4 separate regions of the Homo sapiens genome follow, and regions 1, 3 and 4 are each linked to region 2. The links are chromatin contacts, found by Hi-C or POLR2A ChIA-PET in ENCODE. All regions are on one chromosome and are shown on one strand. Each heading gives the region's core, a stretch centred on a gene start or an enhancer-like site at or near the end of the contact. The rest is flanking DNA. Distances are from core to core; before and after follow the strand shown. Region 1 holds the start of KLHL41 (kelch like family member 41). Region 2 holds the start of UBR3 (ubiquitin protein ligase E3 component n-recognin 3). Region 3 holds the start of MYO3B (myosin IIIB). Region 4 has its middle 23 kb from the start of MYO3B.

Region 1 (2,816 bases), core at 55-2,554, 320 kb before region 2:
TCTACTAAAAATACAAAAATTAGCCAGGCATGGTGGCGGGTGCCTGTAATCCCAGCTACTCGGGAGGCTGAGGCAAGAGAATTGCTTGAACCCGGGAGGCAGAAGTTGCAGTGAGCCGAGACTGCGCCATTGTACTCCAGCCTGGGTGACAGAGCGAGACTCTGTCTCAAAAATAAATAAATAAATGAAAGTATTTAATGAAGTATATTATACCATCTATATATAAACAAAGGACCGATTTTCTTTCAAATCATTACTTCTACCTCCATAATTAATATGGTATTCTATTATAATCAACAGCCTACGTTATGTCCCCAGTTATATACTCTTTAAAAAAAGGGGGGGCTGTTCTCTATGACCATTGTAGGAGTTCATCTTGATTTTGCTGTGTTTAGTGATAACATTGTTCTCATGGGGTTATATCTGTTCTATTTTTCACGTTTTATTTAATGAATGATAATTTTTGATATTTAAAATTACAGATTATCTTTTGTGATCTTATTTGAATGTGTGTGGACTTTTTCGTTCCCTAGATTGACTTTTAATTATTTTTTCTGGCTCTGTGATTCCTTTTAACCTTTTGCTTTTATTTTACCTTATTATCGTTTGCCACATTAGATCATTTGTATGACAAGGCAGGATATGAATAAATAATTTTATAATTTAATTCAATATTAATTACAGTTTTTCCATGTAAGAATAATTTGGAATGTTTTAGAAAATTAGCAATTCCTCTGCATTTCTTTTTTCAATTATCATGGCAACATTAAAGGTTTTGTAAAACTAGTACAGAAGTAAACATCTTTAAGTTTACTACTTCTAAAAGAAATATCTATATCCCACTGTTCTGAGTAGAAAGTAAAAATTTGTATGTTAACAATTATTGGAAATGAGATCTTGCTTATGAGTATTCAAATGAACACATCTCATATTCTTGACCTTTGCATCATTAATTCAGAGAGCCAAGTAGCTTGACACTAGAACATATTTAGAGGAGTGACTCATTTTTATGATTCATTTTTCTGTTAATTCAATAAACATTTTCTTGTAGTAGCCTTTATTAGTATATCTTCTAATGTGTTATGTATTTTTAAGCTTTCAACTTCACTTAAATGTCTTGTTTCTTAGCTGTTTCCCTAGTGATTAAAAGTTCCAGTTGTTACTTTCAATCTATAACAGCTGCAAGAACAACTCTTCTTTCCAAGCCAGCTCTCCTAAATTCCCGTTGTTAGAGTTGGTATCTATATTTAGCTAGTGGGATTAAATTGCAAAGGCTTCAAGCTGGGCAAAGCACACTGATCTGCCTTTTTACAGCTAGACCTGTGTGCTGCAAGGAGCTAAGGCCTTCAGTGTCCCCTTCCTTACCCAGGTTTCTCACAGAATGGATTCCCAGCGGGAACTTGCAGAGGAACTGCGGCTTTACCAATCCACCCTTCTTCAGGATGGTCTAAAAGATCTCCTGGATGAGAAAAAATTCATCGATTGCACCCTAAAAGCAGGTGACAAAAGTCTTCCTTGCCACAGATTGATTTTGTCAGCTTGTAGTCCTTACTTCCGTGAGTACTTTTTATCTGAAATTGATGAGGCGAAAAAAAAGGAGGTAGTGCTAGACAATGTGGATCCTGCTATACTTGATTTAATCATCAAATACCTGTACTCTGCCAGTATTGATCTCAATGACGGAAATGTGCAAGATATTTTTGCATTGGCCAGCCGCTTTCAGATCCCCTCAGTGTTTACTGTCTGCGTTTCTTATCTTCAGAAAAGACTTGCTCCTGGTAACTGTCTAGCCATCCTAAGATTAGGACTTCTTCTTGACTGCCCGAGACTCGCCATTTCTGCCCGTGAATTTGTGTCTGATCGCTTTGTACAGATTTGTAAGGAAGAGGACTTTATGCAACTGTCTCCACAGGAACTGATCTCAGTCATTTCAAATGACAGCCTAAATGTAGAAAAAGAAGAAGCAGTATTTGAGGCAGTGATGAAATGGGTGCGAACAGACAAGGAAAACAGGGTTAAAAACCTTAGTGAAGTGTTTGATTGTATCCGTTTTCGCCTTATGACAGAAAAATATTTTAAGGATCATGTTGAGAAAGATGATATAATTAAAAGCAACCCAGACCTCCAGAAAAAAATCAAAGTTCTAAAAGATGCTTTCGCAGGCAAACTCCCAGAACCTAGCAAAAATGCCGCGAAGACTGGGGCTGGTGAGGTGAATGGTGATGTTGGTGATGAAGATTTACTTCCTGGTTACCTGAATGACATTCCCAGGCATGGAATGTTTGTAAAAGACCTCATCCTCTTGGTTAATGACACAGCAGCAGTGGCTTATGACCCCACGGAAAATGAATGCTACCTTACTGCACTGGCTGAGCAGATTCCCAGAAATCATTCCAGCATTGTTACCCAGCAAAATCAGATATATGTGGTAGGAGGACTATATGTGGATGAAGAAAATAAGGATCAACCTCTACAGTCATACTTCTTCCAGGTAAGAAGGACTTTTTGTATATGTAGTTGCTTAAAGGGAAGGCTGTTACTCACCATCCAGTTAGCCAATTTGTGAATTATTCAAGCTGCTTGCATTTTACTCTAATTGATGTCCTATTCCAGTCCCTTGCACTTTTGCTGTATAGAGCGTTGACAGAAAAATATTTGACTGCTTTGTTAATGTGTAATAAAAAGTTTGGTGAATAATGAGGTTCTAATTCATGTTTAATGACTTAAGATGTTCTTTATACTATTTTACCAAAAATGCCTTGTTTATAGATGATCGTGACTGTAATCCCTCAAAGCCCAGTATTTTAGTAAAAACT
Region 2 (2,700 bases), core at 152-2,651:
GATCTGAAATTGCGCCACTGCACTCCAGTCTGGTCGACAGTGAGACCCTGTCTCAAAAAAAAAAAAAAAAAAAAGAAAGAAGAAAAGAAAGAGAAAGAGAAAGGTGGCCTACGAAAAGAATGGTTGGATGCTTAGTAATGGGGGAAGCTTTATTATTTTTTCAATTATTTTTAAGACAGGAGGAGACAAATTCTGACAAGAATTGAGCTAATAGAAAGAGAGGGGTTAAAAATGCAAGAGGATATTGGATGGAGTTGGGATCCTGAGAAGGCAGGATCCAGTGGTTAAGTAAAAGGATTGCAGGATTGCGTTTAAGCCTGTGGATGGACACCTCTTTGCATTATTATAGGAAGAAGAAAAAGAGTGAATGGACGATGACGAAGTAGAGAAGTGTCTGAGGCTGCTACTTCTAGGAATAGCAGAATTCAAAGTTATCTGTTATGAGAATCAAATGAGTTAAAACATACAAAGTTTTAGCATGTAAAGTTAATACATAAAGTTTTATTTAGTTTATAATTTAGTGATTCGTAAAATTATTGAGCAAATTTAACTTATCACTGTTATATGATGATCGTGACATACTTAACTCATGTAGAAGACCAGGAATAACCTGTTTTAATTATGTTTCATTCATTTCAAACACAAGGTTATGGATTGGAAACACTCCTGTTCTTCTTTGTTGTTGTTGTTGTTGTTGTTGTTTTTAGAGACGGAGTCTCGCTTTGTCACCCAGGCTGGAGTGCAGTGGCGCGATCTCGGCTCACTACAACCCCCGCCTCCTGGGTTCAAGTGATTCTCCTGCCTCAGCCTCCGGAGTAGCTGGGATTACAGGCGTGCGCCACCATGCCCGGCTAATTTTTGTATTTTTAGTAGAGACAGGGTTTCACCATGTCAGCCAGGCTGATCTCAAACTCCTCACCTCAAGTAATCCGCCTGCCTCGGCCTCCCAAAGTGCTGGGATTACAGGCGTGAGCCACCGCGCCTGGCCTTCTGTTCTTCTTTGGATTGCTTTTCCTACAGTTTTTGTTTTCCTTAAGTTGGGGTTTCATTCTGTCGCCCGCTGGACTTTGATAACAGTAGGAATGTACATCTCAGACAAAATGCAGATGCCTAAAGTACATCTGAAAGATGATGTGAATAATTCCTGTAGTCTATGCAAATAAAGAAATAATTGCCCTTATTAAAGATTTCCTATAAGGTGAGTACTTTATTTCAGTAGCTCTTAACTTAGAAAGTTGGGAGCCTAGCTTGGTCCACAGGCGCCCAGGAGAGAGGGGCGGGAGGAAGGCTCTGCAGCCCGAGGGGGCGTGTGTAGGGGCGGGGCTGCGGGCGGAGGAGCGCGGACGCTCCGGGTATCGCGAGAGTTGGGCGGGCCGAGCAATCGCAGCAGTCTATTCCCTCACTCTCCCTGGAGGAGCCGCTGGCCCTGGACTCTCCAAATTCTGAGCTCTCATCATGGCGGCGGCGGCCGCGGCGGCCGTCGGGGGCCAGCAGCCGTCACAGCCCGAGCTGCCCGCGCCGGGGCTGGCCCTAGACAAGGCGGCCACCGCCGCGCACCTCAAGGCGGCCCTCAGCCGGCCGGACAACCGCGCAGGTGCTGAGGAGCTGCAGGCGCTGCTGGAGCGGGTGCTGAGCGCCGAGCGGCCGCTGGCCGCGGCTGCCGGCGGCGAGGACGCGGCGGCGGCCGGAGGCGGGGGCGGTCCGGGGGCGGCCGAGGAGGAGGCCCTGGAGTGGTGTAAGTGCCTTCTGGCGGGCGGCGGCGGCTACGACGAGTTCTGCGCGGCGGTGCGGGCCTACGATCCCGCGGCGCTCTGCGGCCTGGTCTGGACAGCCAACTTCGTGGCCTACCGCTGCCGGACGTGCGGCATCTCGCCCTGCATGTCGCTGTGCGCCGAGTGCTTCCACCAGGGCGACCACACCGGACACGACTTCAACATGTTCCGCAGCCAGGCCGGGGGCGCCTGCGACTGCGGGGACAGCAACGTGATGCGGGAGAGCGGGTGAGTGGAGCCCTCCCCGCGGGCGAGGCGACCCTGGGCCGGGGACGTCGCGGGAGGGCCTGGAGCGGAGCACTGGGAGCCCACTCTGAGCTGTCAAGGGGAGGGTGCGGGGGAGGGTGCAGCCACAGGGGGATGGAGGTGACTGAGCTGTCAGCGGTGGAAAGGGGGTGGGGAGGAGAAGGAGGGGAGAGGAGAGCGGAGAGCATGTTTAGGAAACCGGGCTGTGAATTTTGGGGAAGCCAGGGTGGGTAAATGATAGCGAGAAAAGAGCCAGTGTATGGGGTAGGAGGGGAGTGAGGGGAAATGATTTTTGGGGAAGCTCGTGTCGAGCTGTCAAGTGTGTACTTGTTGGGAAAGGCTGTAAAGCCTGGTTCTTGGGAAGAGACTTAGGTTGTGATTTGGATTGGCTGGGAGGGGATGTTATTGGGGACCGTATTGGCTCGCGGGATGATGAGAGCTGGGGAGGTGGTCTTGTACGTGCAGGGAAGGACGCTTGAGGAAAAGGTCTTCTGAACTGCCAGTGTGTCTGTCACTGTGAGAGAAGGAGCTCTTGAGGGTTGAGGGAGGAGGGAAGGGGAGGGGCCTGCATGAAAAGTGACTGTTGAGCTGTCAGTGGATTATTTGGTATGCTGGAATGACATTTAGAATTGGGCTACTGAGCAGTCAGTTACAGAATACCCTCCATACCAGGAGAACAAAC
Region 3 (2,732 bases), core at 1-2,500, 350 kb after region 2:
ATGTGCAAATACTGTAGGAAATATAGGAAGATAGAACACATTATCCCCATTCTTAAGATTCTTATGACAGTAAATGGAAACACAAAGGCCATTATTGACTAGCGGGAGTAAGATCGCTGTCCTTTAAATCACCTTCTTCATATTTGCATTCTCTGTGTGCTGTTTCTTGGCTCTGGGTTTCTCTCCTGCCTCATCTACACTAATCCTTTTCACTTCTTCATTCAAAACTGTACCTAGATTTATCTGCTCCAGGAAGCATTCCCACTCAAGTCTTGGTCCTGGGTTGAACTGACTCCTCCTCAGAATTGATGGATATAGCTTATCCAGTGTTATTGCACAGTCTTCAACTATTTCACATGGGCCTATGTGTCATGTTAGCTGGCCAGAAAAGAAGCTTTCTGGGGACCCTACCCTCCTGTTTCTCACTTCCCCTCTCTCCCTTTTTTTTTTTTTTTTTTTTTTTTGAGATGGAGTCTTACTTTGTTGCCCAGCCTGGAGTGCAGTGGCAGAATCTCTACTCACTGCAACCTCCGTTTCCCAGGTTCAAACAATTCTCCTGCCTCAGCATCCCTGGTAGCTGGGATTACAGGCGCACACCACCATACCCTGCTAATTTTTGTATTTTTAGTAGAGATGGGGTTTCCCCATGTTGGCCAGGCTGGTCTCGAACTCCTGACCTCAGGTGATCCACGAGCCTTGGCCTCCCAAAGTACTGGGATTACAGGCGTGATCCACCATGCCCAGCACCACCCCCCCACCCCCTGCCTCCTCTTAACCTACTGTTCTGTATATAGCCCAGGGCATGCTACTGAATGAATAGTCACTGTTGAATAGTCACTGTTTCATTGCTTGGTAATTCAGATCAGAAACTCATGGTGTTTCCCCTGGGTTTATCTGCAGTTCAGAAAAGTGACCCTGACTACATGCTTTGATTATGCCCTTTGCTCACAAAAAGATGATTAGTTTTGATTGTGCAGCATTTGGAATGAAGGAATTTAATCTGGAATGAAGGAACTTTAAAAGGTTGGGGGAATATCACATTGGAACTGTTAAATGACATGCAAACAGGATCTGTGAGAATGGTTTTGATTCTGCTCTGTGTCCTGGTAGGAGACACTAAATAGATCAGGCTCACTACCAATTAGCATCATCTTAATCTTGCCTAATAGTGAAGCAAAGTCACCAAGGATTTGGTGGATTTATCAGCTCCTCCCACAATAGTCATCTGAGGCTAACACCTCTTGGAACCTAGATCGAAAGTCCTTTGGTAATGATGTGTCATACATTCTAGTCATCAAAGACACCATTTTCTGGGCCTGAAGTGTTCTGCTGGTTTTTGGAGGAATGAGAATCCAATCTCTCATAAGCCGGATTCAGAAAATAGGTCATCGATGTGAGTTGCAGTTATTTTCCTTCCAGCTTTCTTCTGTGCTTGCTTTAGATTGTTTTTCTGCAAAGGGCAGATGCAGCTGCCCTGGCTGGTGGGCAGTGGAGGGGGATGACAGCCACTCTGGCTTTGGGCCTCTGTCTGACATCACCCAGATTCCTGGGTCCTCTCAGTTAGCATTTGCCTTTTGTCTGGGTGGTTAAATTTCTCTTGAAGGAGTAGGATAAACACCCTCTTGAGTATTGCTTTTTACACAGACACACACCACACACACACACACACACACACACACATACACACAGCATAGTTCATAGTCACTTGATTTGCCACCTGCAGTTTATAATAGAATGGACCTGTGGGATTATAAACCACTTTATTTCTGCACAGAATTTCTCAGCTTGAGGCCAAATTGAAGGGCATTAGTCATCAGTAATTTGCAGATGTTTTTAATGTTTTTCACCCAAGAGAGGTTTCAGGCAGCTAAAGCTAAGATAAATTTCCTCATGCTTTGGTGGGGAAATGAAAAATCTGATCATTTAGTTAATCATTTGTAAGAGCTGTGGGTATGTATTGTTCCTTAGTGACTGCAATATCATGACAGATTTGTTAATTTGGTAACATGACAATGTAAACAATAGTAGATAAATTCCATTATGCCATGATTCTTTTCTTCCTCTCAGTAATTTTGTATATTCAAGGTTTAAAATCCATAGAACATTAGAGATGGAACTTAGAGATCAACCTAGAGATCATTGGATTCCTCTACCAAGCTCTGTCAAATGCCAGTCCTGAGTGTCTCCCCTGGAGCATCAGGATAAATAGCTAATGCATGGGGGGCTTAATAGGTGCAGCCAACCCACCATAGCACATGTTTATCTGTGTAACAAACCTGCACGTCCTGCACATGTAACCTGGAACTTAAAATAAAATAAAATTTAAAGAAAGGAAAAGAGTACATAATCAGTGGAACCATAAAGGTCAGTTCTAGTGGGAAAATTAGGAAAGGCCTCCTAGAAGAGAAGACATTTGAGCTATACTTGAACAGGCCCTATCTAGCAGCATCCAGATAGGTGGTTTGTGAAGAAGCCAGTTCCTACTCTTACGTCTTTACCATGGTTATGGTTTGAATGTCCCCTCCAAAGATCATGTTGAAATTTAATTGCCATTGTGAGAAGAAATGGGACCTTTAAGAGGTGACTAGGTCATGAGGGCTCTGCCCTTATGAATGGATTAATGCTGTTATTGTGGGAGACGGCTCCTAGTAAAAGGATAGGTTCAGTCTCCTTTTTCTCTCTCTTGAGCTCTCACTCTCTTGCCCTGTCTCACTATGTGAGACCTTCCACCA
Region 4 (2,719 bases), core at 197-2,696, 330 kb after region 2:
TGGATGATGGTGGGGGGAAGTGCAGAATCTGATTCCAAACTTCCTCAGGTTGTTGGCAGAATTTATTTCCTTGTGGCTGCAGGACTGAAGCATAAGTTTCTTATTCACATACATTTGTCAATGTAGATGAAACAGACTAGGTCCTCAGAAAACCAGAAGTTACCAAAACTAACCCAAGACAAAATAGATAATCTGAATGATCTTATAATTATCAAAAGTAATTGAATCCATAATAAAAAATCTTTAAAAACTAGAGTTTCAGTAAGTCTATCAAATATTTAAAAAAGAAATCAATCCTCAACAATTTCTTTCAGGAAATAGAAGAGAAAGAAATACTTCCCAACTCATTTTATGAGGCTAGCATTACACTGAAAGCAAAACTAGACGAAGGCAGTAACAAGACAAGGAAACTGCAGGTCAATATCCTCATGACCATAGACACAAAACCCCCCAACAAATTATTAGCACAACAATCCAGCAATATAAAAAAAGAATACTACGCCACAACCAAGTGGAGTTTATCCTGAGAATGCAAAAATAGTTCAGTCTGTGAAAATCAATCAATGCAAGTCACCCTATTAATAGTCAAAAGAAAAAGCACATGATTATATCAATTGATGCAGAGAAAGCATTTAAAAAATTCAACATTCACTCATGAAAAAAAAACAGCGAACTAGGAATAGAAGGGAAATTATTATTATTTAATTATTTTTGAGACAGGGTCTTGCTCTGTTGCCCAGGCTAGAGTGCAGTGGCATAAACATGGCTCACTGCAGTCTTGACCTCCTGGGCTCAACCAATCCTTTTACCTCCACCTCCCAAGTAGCTGGAACCATAGGTGTATGCCACAATGCCCAGCAACTAATTTTTTAAGAAATTTTTTATAGAGATGAGGCCTTGCCATGTTGACCAGGGAGGTCTTGCACTCCTGGGCTCAAGCAAGTTTCCTGCCTCAGCCTCCCAAAGTGCTGGGATTACAGGCATGAGCCATTGTGCCTAGCTGTGGCTCATGCCTGTAATCTGTAATTCTTAAACCTGATAAAGGATACCTACAAAAAGCCTTGAATGTGGCAAAAACAACAAAGAGTTCTCAAATGCTGGGCAACACTGCACAGTACAATTGCTTTCCTTGTCCTAGTGTAGTGCAGCAATAAAATCCCAAGGCATCACCCTTTCCAAAATTGCGCTTATTGTTCCTGATAGTCTAGTGACCAGCAGTTGGCGAGAACATGAGTGCAACAAAAGTGAGCTCTGGATCTTTATTATGTAGCACTGGGATCGGGACTGCACACTCTGTGTCTTACTGTGACTACATCGTGCAGAAATGGGGTGGTGAAAAGAACATTAAGTTGGTGGAGAGGCACTTTGCTGAACAAGGATATAGGCGCTGATAACAAGGCTGTGCATCAGGAAGCTGGCAGTTAATCCGATCTTGGGCGCCTCCTGGGAACCAGAGCCAGCAATCAGCATCACGCAGAAAAACAGCAGGGATCTGGAAATGAGATTTCTGAAAGTCAGGAAGTTGGCAGTTGAGTCAGAGCTGCAGAACCAGCTGGAATAAGAACCTTTAGCTATCAGTACCAAGTAACAAAGCAGCAAGGAAGAGCTCACTAAAGGGACCATGGAGAGTTTTTTTCATTGTTTTTTTTTTTTAAATGAAGGGACTCAGAAATAAAAAACTTTGCTTAATTATTGTTACAGCCAGCCAGAGATTCGAAACAGCAGAGTCATAAAGAGAAATGTCTCATGAAGGTTATTCTCTCATGCAGACAAGTGCACTTGAATTTGTAGTCAGACACTTCTGCTTTTGAGCTTGTTTCTGTCAACCAGACTTTCCACACTTTCTTCTTAATGACTGGAACTTCTGACTTTCCCAAGCTTTTCCATGAGAAGTTGGGTCTCTCAGTCAGTTCAAGCAGAAAAAAAAAAGAAAAGTTTAACAATGAGGCAAAGTTGGAAGTATAATTTCAGGCGTTCTAATCTTCAGCACACACTTAAATTCCTGTCCTCCTCTGGAATTGCTAACAGAATGCGTCAGTTTAATTGCTCAAAGAATGTGTCAGTTAAAGCTTAGCTTAACTATAGTTCTGAAGTTGAGCTGCTCTGGTTCTCAAGATGCCCTAAGCAAAGAAAAGTACAGAATTTTGCAGAGGCAAAGAAGTGGTACGGAAAAGTCTCAGAAACAAGCCAGCTCTTCCTGGAAAGAAAAATCACTGGGTCTCTCGGTGGCCAACAGCAGAACTCCAGCTTTTTATTTGAGACTCACAGCCTTCAAAGCAGCACGTGTGATAGAGAGCACCCATTATGGACATCCGACGACCTGGGTTCAGACCCACATTTGCCCCTCTGAGATAGTGGTGATGGTGGACTCTTGATTCAGGCAGTCTGGATTCAAGGGGCAAGTCTGATATTTTCTTATTGTTGACCATGAGCAACTTAGTTCACCTCTTTGTGCATCAGTTTCCTTATCTATAAAACGAGATGATAAGCATATCTACCTTATAGAGTTGTTGTGAAGATTAAATGAATTCCTACTGCATGTGTAAAACGTCTGGAACCATACCTAGCTCATTGTAAGTGCTATATAAACGTTTGCTGTTATTATATACTAACTAGGTACTAGGATAATTTACCTGTCTGGTTTCAGCTTCCTTAGCTGTAAAGCTAGAGTGCTGGTTCTCAAAATGTGGTCTGGAGACCTCTAGCATCAAAATAACCT

Evidence for each region. A loop is a pair of places that touch in the nucleus more often than their neighbours do. ChIA-PET counts read pairs that join two places held with the same protein, here RNA polymerase II (POLR2A). Pooled maps may share reads with other maps.
Region 1: a loop to region 2 is called in a map of gastrocnemius medialis, with 2.0 times the contacts of the local background. The contact joins the promoter of KLHL41 here to the promoter of UBR3 in region 2. A Hi-C loop is called at or near these places in 1 of 168 maps with a recorded cell type or tissue (gastrocnemius medialis) and 2 of 50 pooled maps. POLR2A ChIA-PET finds 5 or more read pairs at or near these places in 1 of 52 experiments (endothelial cell of umbilical vein).
Region 3: a map with no recorded cell type shows a loop between it and region 2 (6-fold over the local background). The contact joins the promoter of MYO3B here to the promoter of UBR3 in region 2. A Hi-C loop is called at or near these places in 5 of 37 single-sample maps with no recorded cell type and 4 of 50 pooled maps. POLR2A ChIA-PET finds 5 or more read pairs at or near these places in 1 of 52 experiments (GM12878).
Region 4: a map of endothelial cell of umbilical vein shows a loop between it and region 2 (4-fold over the local background). The contact joins the enhancer-like site here to the promoter of UBR3 in region 2. A Hi-C loop is called at or near these places in 1 of 168 maps with a recorded cell type or tissue (endothelial cell of umbilical vein) and 4 of 50 pooled maps. POLR2A ChIA-PET finds 5 or more read pairs at or near these places in 2 of 52 experiments (Panc1 and endothelial cell of umbilical vein).

The regions. Positions count from the first base shown.
Region 1 is chr2:169,508,398-169,511,213 of GRCh38, forward strand. KLHL41 (kelch like family member 41) reads left to right here and starts at 1,305. Exons shown (of 6, transcript NM_006063.3): 1 at 1,305-2,491. The coding sequence starts at 1,382.
Region 2 is chr2:169,826,053-169,828,752 of GRCh38, forward strand. It overlaps UBR3 (ubiquitin protein ligase E3 component n-recognin 3), which reads left to right and starts at 1,402. Exons shown (of 39, transcript NM_172070.4): 1 at 1,402-2,000. The coding sequence starts at 1,456. RefSeq lists silencers at 1,196-1,755, 2,016-2,145.
Region 3 is chr2:170,176,897-170,179,628 of GRCh38, forward strand. It overlaps MYO3B (myosin IIIB), which reads left to right and starts at 1,251. Exons shown (of 35, transcript NM_138995.5): 1 at 1,251-1,393. The coding sequence starts at 1,392.
Region 4 is chr2:170,153,810-170,156,528 of GRCh38, forward strand. No RefSeq gene overlaps it. Among named protein-coding and RNA genes, the nearest start is that of MYO3B, 23 kb to the right of the region's middle. RefSeq lists a silencer at 1,715-1,764. Within about 2 kb of position 1,447, at least 3 of the 41 ENCODE cell types and tissues checked have a DNase peak (open chromatin) inside an H3K27ac peak, as active enhancers do; they include endothelial cell of umbilical vein, where a contact is called at or near this core.